2 separate regions of the Homo sapiens genome follow, and region 1 is linked to region 2. A link is a contact called in ENCODE Hi-C or POLR2A ChIA-PET data. All regions are on one chromosome and are shown on one strand. The core of a region is the stretch at or near the end of the contact, and the rest is flanking DNA. Distances in the headings are between cores, read along the strand shown. Region 1 has its middle 13 kb from the start of MIR3679. Region 2 has its middle 46 kb from the start of MIR3679.

Region 1 (4,450 bases), core at 920-3,419, 34 kb after region 2:
CCCCACCTCCTGAGCCAGGCTTGCTCCTATTCCCTCCTTTTCACACTGCAAGCAGAACAGACCATCTGAAAACCAAATCTGCCCAAGCCATGCACCTTTCAGGTGCTCTCCACTGCTCTCAGGAGCAAGTCCAAATGCATTCCAAAGGAAGGCTTTTCCTGACCTCGCCCCATCCCCAGCAGCTCCTGCTCTGTCCTCTAGGCTCTGGGAATGCTGACTGCTGCCAGCAATGCTGGAGTTGAACCACATGGCCCCTGCTGGCAATGTCTTTCCCATCCCATTCTTCCAAATTCCGCATATCTTTCAAGGCTCAGTTCAGCCACCACCACCTCAAGGAAGCCTTTTCTGATGCCCTAGATTGGACTAAGCCCCCTCCCTGCCTGCAACTCACTGACATTAGTGTGAGTCTGTTTTCCTCATTAGGCTGTAAGCTCCCCGAAGACCTTGTTTATTTCCTCCATCTACCCATTCATCTACCCATCCAGCCACCCACCCACCCACCCATTCATCCACCCACCCATCTATCCATCCACTTACCCATCCAACTATCCATCTATCTATTCAACAAAAATGTCCCAAGAGCCTACATTAGGCTAAGCAATAGGAATATAATAGCTAATAAGACAGACAAGGTTGCTGCCCATCAATGGAGGCAGACAAAAACATGTGACCACCACATCCCCCCATATCAGTCCATTTTTCTGCTATAACAATACCACAGACTAGGTTATTTATAAAAATAGAAGTTTATTTGGCTTATGGTTCTGGAGGCTGAGAAATCTAAGAGTGTGGTGCTTGGCATCTGGTGAGGGTCTTCTTGCTGTGTCAGAACATGGTAGAAAAGCATGTGAGACCGAGAGGGAAGTGGGCTGAACACATCCTTTCTATCAGGAACCCTAGATAACTCTCTCAATAACTAACCCATTCCCTGGATAACAGCATTATCTCTTCATCAGGGCAGTGCCCTCATGATCTTCCCGTTTTTAAAGGCCTCACTTCTTCATTCTGCTACAATGGCAGTTAAATCACAACATTTGTTTAGGAGGGAATATTCAAACCATAGCACCTCCACAGCAGCCACACAGTGTGGGTTCTGGAGCTAGGTTCCCTAGGTTGAAATTCTGGCTCCTTCACTTGTTAGCTACGAAACCTGGGGCAAATTACTTAACCTCTCCGTGCCTTAGTTTCCTCCTCTCTCTAATCAGAACAGTAGTGCCCAGCTAGCACTTTTTTTTCCTGCTAATTCATTTTGCTAATGTATTTCATGAATAGATAAATCAATGGAAAGTATCCAGAACACTGCCTGGTACAAGTTAGCTATTCTCCGATTATTGGAGCAATGGGACTGCTTATGACATGGCCCCACCCTGGATGTGGGCACAGGTGTTATATTAACCTTTGTGCCCTGTTTCTGATATAAAGTACTCATCAAATGTTTACTGAGTCACACTGGTAAGCCCTACAAGAATGGCTCATTGGCTCGGCATTAAAGACTTTTAGAGCTGGCAGTCACGCTGGATAACATCTGACCCAACTCGCCCACTTTTGTGGAAGACACAGAGGCTCACAAAGTGGCAGGGAAAGCGTCAGTCCCCAGATCTCCTGACTTGCCAGCCAGTGCCTTGTCCCCCATTCTAAGCAGACTTGTGGCGCCCACAGCAGCACAGCTGCTCCACATCGTCCCATCTCTCCTTTCCCACGGTGGAACGGCCACAGCTCCCACACCCAGGCCGCCTCCTTCTCTGTTGGCTTTGCCTTCTCATGCCTCTCTTTTTTCTTTTTCTCCCTGTTTTGTAGCCAGTGGTTCTCCTATTTCCAGGGGGAGAGCTGACCATTCATAAAGACAGCCAGAGATCATTGTCCTCTTCAGGGAGTGGCTCACACAACCCAGTGGGGCAGGTGCAGGCCGTGAGCCCCCAAGTGCCTCTCCAGGTCCTGCTGGTCACTCCTGATGGAGGAAGGACTTTTTCTTCATCACCAGCAAGTTTCACTTTACCTACTTTAGGATTCATGCTTTTACAGGTGTTCCAAGAGTCAGAAGGCAGGTCCTCCCTAAACCTGGGTGTAGAAGGAAGGCCACATAACAACTCTCAACTAAAAGCTGTTCTCGAATGGCCAGCAAGTGCATAACCAGCACCCCTCCCTCTGCTTGCTCTGGGTTGCCAGCAGTGGCCTGGCCTGTGGATGGCATGTCATCCTCTGGCACTGCTTACCTGATGACAAGTGGTAATCTAGCAGGGCTGTTTTACAGTCTTTGGTATTTACAGAACCACTCTGTTATGAAACTTTTGATTTTGCACCTCAGCTGGCTTAGAAGGCTGCAAGAGAACATGACACTGCGAACAAATAATTCCTGCGATACTGTGCGAGGTTTTTCATTCCTTTTCATGGCTGGGCTGTAATATCATTTATAAGAACCCTGCGCTTCATCTGTCTTCATGTCTGAGCCTCCGCTGGGTGTGTTTGCATGCCTGTGTCTGAAGCTCACAGAGGTACAAAGGCTTGTCACAAGCCCCAGTGTGGCAAAGCAGTGTATTTGAGGGCTGGGATTTTTACCTTAACATCTCAGAGTAAGATTATACCATACACAAAATTGCCTCATTGATAGCAGCCACGGCCAGAGTGCTAAAAACAAGAGTAGTAAATTTGTATCTACACACCTTACTATTAAAGAATTCATCTACCATTCTGGATCTTAACAGCCACAGGCTATGAAGATGTTTGCCCTGGATATGAGATTCTGTGACTCTTACTCCGTCTTTCTTATAAATGCTAAAGCAGACCCATTCTTTTAAACAAACAATGGAAAACCATTTTTATGAAGGAAGAAACTGTCTTTCCAACAAAACCCTTTCCATGTTTTTACATGAAAGAAGATCTCTAGTAGACATTTCTCTGGCCAAAAAAACCTTTCGCCTAGCCTTAGAGAATTTCTCTTCGGCTGTATTCTTAGAGCAGAACTCATCTTCAGAAGGTTCTTCCATCTGTGCCTTACCAATTCATTTGCAGACAGAGTGGCCTGATCTAACAGCATGTAATGGAAAGTAGGCACAATTTAAGATCAGAGACCTGCATTTAACCCCCAATCTGTACCTTATCAGTAGGGGGACCATATATCCCCTTTTATGCCTGTTATCCCAGCATAATCATCAATAGCACCCCTCTTCACTCTCAAAAGCATCCTGATTTGGATGATAAATTATATGACCACCTTGCTTATTATGTGAGTCACCCCAGACAACATACTTCACTTTCCCTCATAAGTTTCACGTTTGTCCGGTGAAAATAAGGGAAGCTAATATACATGGTTATCCCAAGCATGACATTAGACAGTGTGCACAAGACACGGTAACAGGAGGACCCAGTATTCCCAGTACACCAGCTACCATGCCCAAAAGGTCTGTTCTCAGAGAGAAAGTATTCATCTGCATGTGTGAGGTCCTCACCTTTTGGTTGTCAAGTTGAAGACAGGACCTATATTTTCCACTTTCTACTGTGATATGGTCTATAAAATGGTAATGGGATCTATCCGTGTCCAGCAGCTGCACAATTAATTCTGTCATCCATCTGACCAGAAGATGGACCACACATGGGTACTTTAACTCCTACACTTTAGACCTTCTGGACTTTATTTATGCTCTCCACAAAGTAGGATTAAAATATGAAACAGTCTGAGTGAATGTGGTTCAGAGTGGGGGAGGGGAGTGGTCAGAGATCCTACAGACTGAATCACTAACTCTTAGCGAGTAAATTTGGTGAATTTCTTGCTTTCTCAAGCCAAAAAAAAAAGGGCAATGATAGAAGAACAGCTTCTTAATAAAATTATGTTAGGTATCTCACTTTAAAAATTAGGCCTAGGTCAGACTCACCTCTATAATCCCAGGACTTTGGGAGGCTGAGGTGGGAAGATCACTTGATCCCACGAGTTTGAGACCAGTGACCAGTGACCAGCGCCACTGCCCTCTAGCCTGGGCAAGAGAGCAAGACTCTGTCTCAAAACAAAAAAAAAAAAAACAGGCCTAATTGTGCCAACAATCTTGAACACAAATCTGTAATATCAATCAGTGACTCAGAAAGCAACATAACTTTGCTATTTCCATTTGCAAAAAAAAAAAAGAAAAGAAAGGCGAGATGCTATCCCTTCATTGATAAACTTGTTAAATACAAATACATTATCTTTAAACAGTAAGAATATAATGTAATGTAACTGCCTCAATAATAAAACTGACCAATAACATAGAAAAATGAAGCAGAAAAAAAAAATAGAGACTATTCTAGTCCAAGCTTCAGCGTTAATATTTTTTTAAACAAAGAACGAAAAATTATTATTCCCATTATCTTTTCATATGGTTATCCGAGGGATTTGTGTTGAATACAAGAAATCCCTCCCCGCTCTGACTTCTAAAGAAACAGGAAGGAAATGTTCAGCATTTTCATGCTCTAAATATAG
Region 2 (5,178 bases), core at 1,103-3,602:
GGGCACCAATTCCTATAAGCCATCCTGAGGATCTGGCCAAAACAAACAGTTAAATGGATGACTAGTCATAAAACAACATGATTGTAAGCTATCATAAAATAATCCAGGACCCTGCTCCCAGAAAATAGCCAGTTAAAAGAAAGAAGGAGAAACCTGTCTGTGGGTCCTACCCACATTAATTAACCTGAGGAAGCACCTCCACCTGCCTGACAGATGCCATCTATCCATCACTCTCAACCCCAAAGACAAAGTAAAGCGGCCTCCACCCCTTTCTTCCAGGGAGGTGGACACACATGGAGAAATCCCAAACCTGGCTTGGAGAGAAAAGAGAAATTATTCACAAAGTGGCATCAACTATGATGAAGTATTATGGGAAGGGAACAGGATGTGGAGACAGCATCAGCTCCGCCAAGTGGGACCCACTGAATTACCCCATCACAGGGGAGTCCTGAACTAGCCGGAAGAGGAGGGAGGAAAGAGGAAGGGGATTCTCTCTCACACACTCATGGCTCCTTGAAACTGAATTAAGAGGGGAAATAGATGGCAGTGACCTAACAACAAAGGAACCCGTAGCTAAGGGTGGATCCAGGTAGTGCCAACCTTCCTCAGACAGGAGGTACACTAGAGTTCCTGATGGGTCTGAGTCCCAGGCCAACCACACATTTCAGAACTTCCAGGGACAAAATAACAGTAATTTTAACACAAGCCAAAGCAAATATCTTCCAAAGTTAATAAGACATATTAGCAGCAAGATCAGAAAGGCAGGGAATATGGAGGGGTAGGTACATAAGAGCCTGCCCTATTCACTCTCTGTACTTGTGTGGATATTTGAAATATTTAAAATATTTAGACATTTTCTAGGGAAAGACAAAGAAACATGAAAATCTCTTGCCATGAACCAGAATCCTGATTAGATGCAGCAGAACTGGACACTGCAGGTGAAGGAACACTGCTCTGCTGCTCCACACACCCGGACACATACTCCCTGGTAGGGAGATATGGGCTGGCCCACAGCCCCACCCTGCCCATGGGCCAGGAGGAAAGCAAGGTTTCACCCACCTCGCCACTCTGTCAATGGGCAGTGGTATCTAGAGTGCAACCGTGGGGATTCTGAGCCACTTCCCAGGCTCTGAGAATGAGGACTGAGATGAGATACTGACATGCATCACAGGCAAAGCACCCAGAAGAGGTGACAACATTCCTCAGCTAACAATCTTGCCAAAGCCCATGGTCACCATCAAGCGGCTCAAGAGGCCTATTTCTGCCCAACGCTAGGCAAGCTATGCACCCCAGCCAAGATCAGGCATTGGCCTTTTATAAGATATGACTGACCAACATCCTGGGAAGCACAGGAAGAAATCTGAGCAGAGACAATGAAGGTGCTTTATTTTATCATGTTTAAGACTTGCCATCTAGTTCCCATGACTTGTCTCAAATTATTCGTCTTTGATGCCAACAGGAAAATGTCATTAGTTTTTAATCTCATACTCTGCATTTGTTGATTAACACATTTCAATGTCTGTGCTACCCAGGTAAAAATAAAATGAAACAAAACTTTTACTGCCTAAAAATTAGACTGCTTTATACTCATTCAGCTCATATGCTGCTATGTGCCAGCCACTGGCACTAGCCACGCATGGCATAGAGGTGAGTGAAGCCAGCGCTAGCCCTCAAATAATGTCTAGACAGACCCACAGTAACTAAATCCATTCCAATTCTGCCCTTTCTCTACTTTCTTTGGCAGTATGTGTTTCTCAGATCCACTGAGGTGGCTTTCATTTTTACTTGTACCAGGAACATGGCATCTTTCTCTTCCAGTTATGTCTTAAGAAATGAGATGTAAAAACAGGCTGTCTTAGAAACTAGGACATAAATGACCAGACACAAGATCCACTGGCCATGTGAGAAACGTTTCCTGACATCCAATTCCCAGGGACACCCTCTTATCACAGGCTCTGTGGCTGCTAGAGGTAAAGGCTCATTTGGGCTTAGAAGCTAATGCTCTTCCCCAGTCTAAACTGACTTCGTATGATCTCACATAAATCTAAGCATAAAGCCAGGACAACTTCTTCCTACCTAAGTCAGAAGAGAGATGATGATTTATAACCTGGGTGGGGGAGAACAGTGAGCCACTTCACCACCTTCAGGATGATCCAACTATTTCCTCACTCTCTAAGGTGGAGAAAGCGTGTAGAGGCCACGTGCTTTATACGCTGAAGGCTATTTAAAGGATTACAAAGAATGTAAAGTCATCTGTGATATGGCTTTCGAGTTATAAATGTCAATGGCAGTTAAGTCTGCTGCTCTGGGAACTCCTCCAACAACAGGTTGACAACAGCCCAAGCCGACGGCTCTGGAGGAGGCTGACAGACAGCTGCTCTTTCGGTAGTTATTCCTGAGAGCGCCAAGAGGCCTCTCCAAAGGCAGCTAGGTATATGACATGCTGGAGGGGGAAAGCGACAACATATTTAGTGGCAGAAAGACACAGCCGAGGAGTCCCACATGACGCCAACACGTCTGCCTGCCTCATGAAGGCTGTCAAACCCACATGGTGCAGAGCTGAGAACAAGGGGGTGCAGATACTGGCGTGAGAATCGCAGCACAGTACATGCAGGAAGATGACCATCTTTCCCAGAGCATAAACCACAGCAATGGGTGGCAGGGCTGACAGACCCAGCTCCACCCTCCCCAGTGCCAGCCTACTATCCCCAGCTGCCCCACCTGGCAACCCTTGAAGAGCAGACTTCCCTACCTGGCAGCACTAAACCAGTTTCAGGGGAAACAGACCCTGGAAGACAGATTGTTCAGTTGTCCAGTCCCTAAAATGAAGTCACATTCCTATTAAGCAGGGTGTGGGATGTATATATGGGGGACATGAAAGGATGGATTAAATATGCTTGTATTTGAGACAAAAATCTCATGTTTTTAGAGATTAAAAATCCCTTTGAGTTTCCAAAGGACATATTTTCTGTTTCTCCGGTTTCTCCCAGTGGGACAAACTCTCAAGGTGACAGCTAGAGAGAAGCCTTAGATAGAAATCATGTGGTCACACGATTTCCTAGCTCTAACGTTAATGCTTTTATTCACGTCAAGACATTCATCTAGTTGTGGGATGCTGGGGTGTTTTTCCTCCTGTGATGTTGTCAGAGACAAAGTGTGTTCAAAGACCCACATACATAAAAGAAACAAGAATTAGGAATGTTTAATGTTTCATTCTGTTGACCCCATAACCTTGACACCCAATTCCTATCAGCCTGTGAAATATAAATGTTCTGCTCCAAGGTGAACATCTGATTTACCAAGCTAACTTCTCAAGGGTCTGCCCCTTAGGCAGTGGGTTTAAGTGCTACAAACAATTCAGATGGGTAAAATAAGAAGTACTGGCTGGGCATGGTGGCTCACACCTGTAATCCCAGCACTTTGGGAGGTCGAGGCGGGAGAATCACGAGGTCAGGAGATCGAGACCATCCTGGCTAACACGGTGAAAACCCGTCTCTACTAAAAATACAAAAAATTAGCTGGGCGTGGTGGTGGGCACCTGCAGTCCCAGCTACTTGGGAGGCTGATGCAGGAGAATGGCATGAACCAAGGAGGCGGAGCTTGCAGTGAGCTGAGATCGTGCCACTGCACTCCAGCCTGGGAGACAGAGCAAGACTCCATCTGAAAAATAATTAATTAAAAAAAAAAAAGGGAGTACTTAGGAAATTCCTTCCTCCATAAAATATGCTCAGAATTGAGGACTTAAGAAAATACACATCTTGGAGCAATGGTTCCTCAATACAGACACAGTTCAGAGACTATACTGTCCTTAGGAGTCACACGCTCCAGTTCAGTGGGCTTCCTTCCACTGACACCATGATGATGTGTGTGCTGGGCCCAGGTTGGGCTGCTCTAAAGGGCCAGCCTTTCTACATAAGAATTAAGTGGCCATGGTCAAGCTCAATAAATTTGTACTGATAATGATTGAATGAAGTAAAAAATAGCCTTCTGCTCCAGTCACTTCACTAATTCTATACACATAAAATAATCTTGTCCAATTACTCTGAAAAAATTCTACCAGGCCTTCACCAGATAGCCAGAGATGTCCCCTCAGGATTATGGGTGGTACCAAGAGAGCCACCCCCTTGCTCTTTGGGACCAGAGTGCCAAAGTGTATTTTGATGGCCCCAAAGCATAACATGGGACTACTCTACATAACTTGGCCCTCTCCCCGACAAGAGCAAATACCCCAGCTCTCTGCTTAGCCCAGGTGAGTATCTGCTTACTATAGTACTTACATGGCTTAACAGAGCCTCCTCCAATGTCCACTTTAGAATAGGAATCACTTCTGAAATCACAAGGACAAGGACGGTTTTAAGTTCCTCCTCTTAAAGGACTTGATCCATTGCAAACAGGCTGACAAAGAGATTGTATGAACTTTGGTTCTCCGTTTTTTTGGAGCCCAACTGCCTTTAAGATCGTCTCCCAAAAAAAGATACTTAAAAATAGCTAGGTGGGCGGCCCTATCACTTCGACACCCAGAGGCATTTGTCTAAAAATTATTATCTCACTTGTTAGGATCCAAATCCATCCATTATTAGTTCAGCGGGAGTAAGGTGACACTTGGCAAAGACAGAGCCTCTGCACAAAACTGCTTCTTGTCCCAGGTCTCAGGAGGCATTAAACCAAAGCTCTTACCAATCCTAATGCTTTCCGGACTAGCCTACATTAATATATACACACAGTCCCAAATATATATGCACAATTTTAAAAATAGCACCATTACAAAAAAAACTCAGGAGTTTATAGTATGAAATAAACCCAATTCAATTACAAGCCTGTTTTTTCAAATAGATTCCTTGTAGCTGTTTCTCCCTGAAGAATAAAACCAAAAGAAGCAATAAAAAGCCATTTTGGAAATATATCTCGGCCGGACACAGTGGCTCATGCATGGAATCCCAGCACTTTGGGAGGCTAAGGCAGGCAGATCACCTGAGGTCAGGAGTTTAAAACCAGCCTGGCCAACATGGCAAAACCCTATCTCTACTAAAAATACAAAAATTAGCTTGGTGTGATGGTACGTGCCTGTAATCCCAGTTACTCAGGGAGGCTGAGGCATGAGAAATCACTTGGACCCAGGAGGCAGAGGTTACAGTGAGCCGAAATTGCACCATTGCACTCCAGCCTGGGTGACAGAGC

The links. Hi-C counts contacts between places; a loop is a spot of excess contacts on that map. ChIA-PET counts read pairs that join two places held with the same protein, here RNA polymerase II (POLR2A). Pooled maps may share reads with other maps.
Region 1: a map of heart left ventricle shows a loop between it and region 2 (3-fold over the local background). The contact joins two enhancer-like sites. A Hi-C loop is called at or near these places in 37 of 168 maps with a recorded cell type or tissue (B cell, CD4-positive, alpha-beta T cell, CD4-positive, alpha-beta memory T cell and 19 more), 8 of 37 single-sample maps with no recorded cell type and 25 of 50 pooled maps. POLR2A ChIA-PET finds 5 or more read pairs at or near these places in 19 of 52 experiments (AG04449, B cell, BJ and 15 more).

The regions. Positions count from the first base shown.
Region 1 is chr2:134,137,555-134,142,004 of GRCh38, reverse strand. It overlaps a transcript of MGAT5 not described here. Among named protein-coding and RNA genes, the nearest start is that of MIR3679, 13 kb to the right of the region's middle. Within about 2 kb of position 2,169, at least 10 of the 41 ENCODE cell types and tissues checked have a DNase peak (open chromatin) inside an H3K27ac peak, as active enhancers do; they include heart left ventricle and heart right ventricle, where a contact is called at or near this core.
Region 2 is chr2:134,170,890-134,176,067 of GRCh38, reverse strand. It overlaps a transcript of MGAT5 not described here. Among named protein-coding and RNA genes, the nearest start is that of MIR3679, 46 kb to the right of the region's middle. Within about 2 kb of position 2,352, at least 9 of the 41 ENCODE cell types and tissues checked have a DNase peak (open chromatin) inside an H3K27ac peak, as active enhancers do; they include heart left ventricle and heart right ventricle, where a contact is called at or near this core.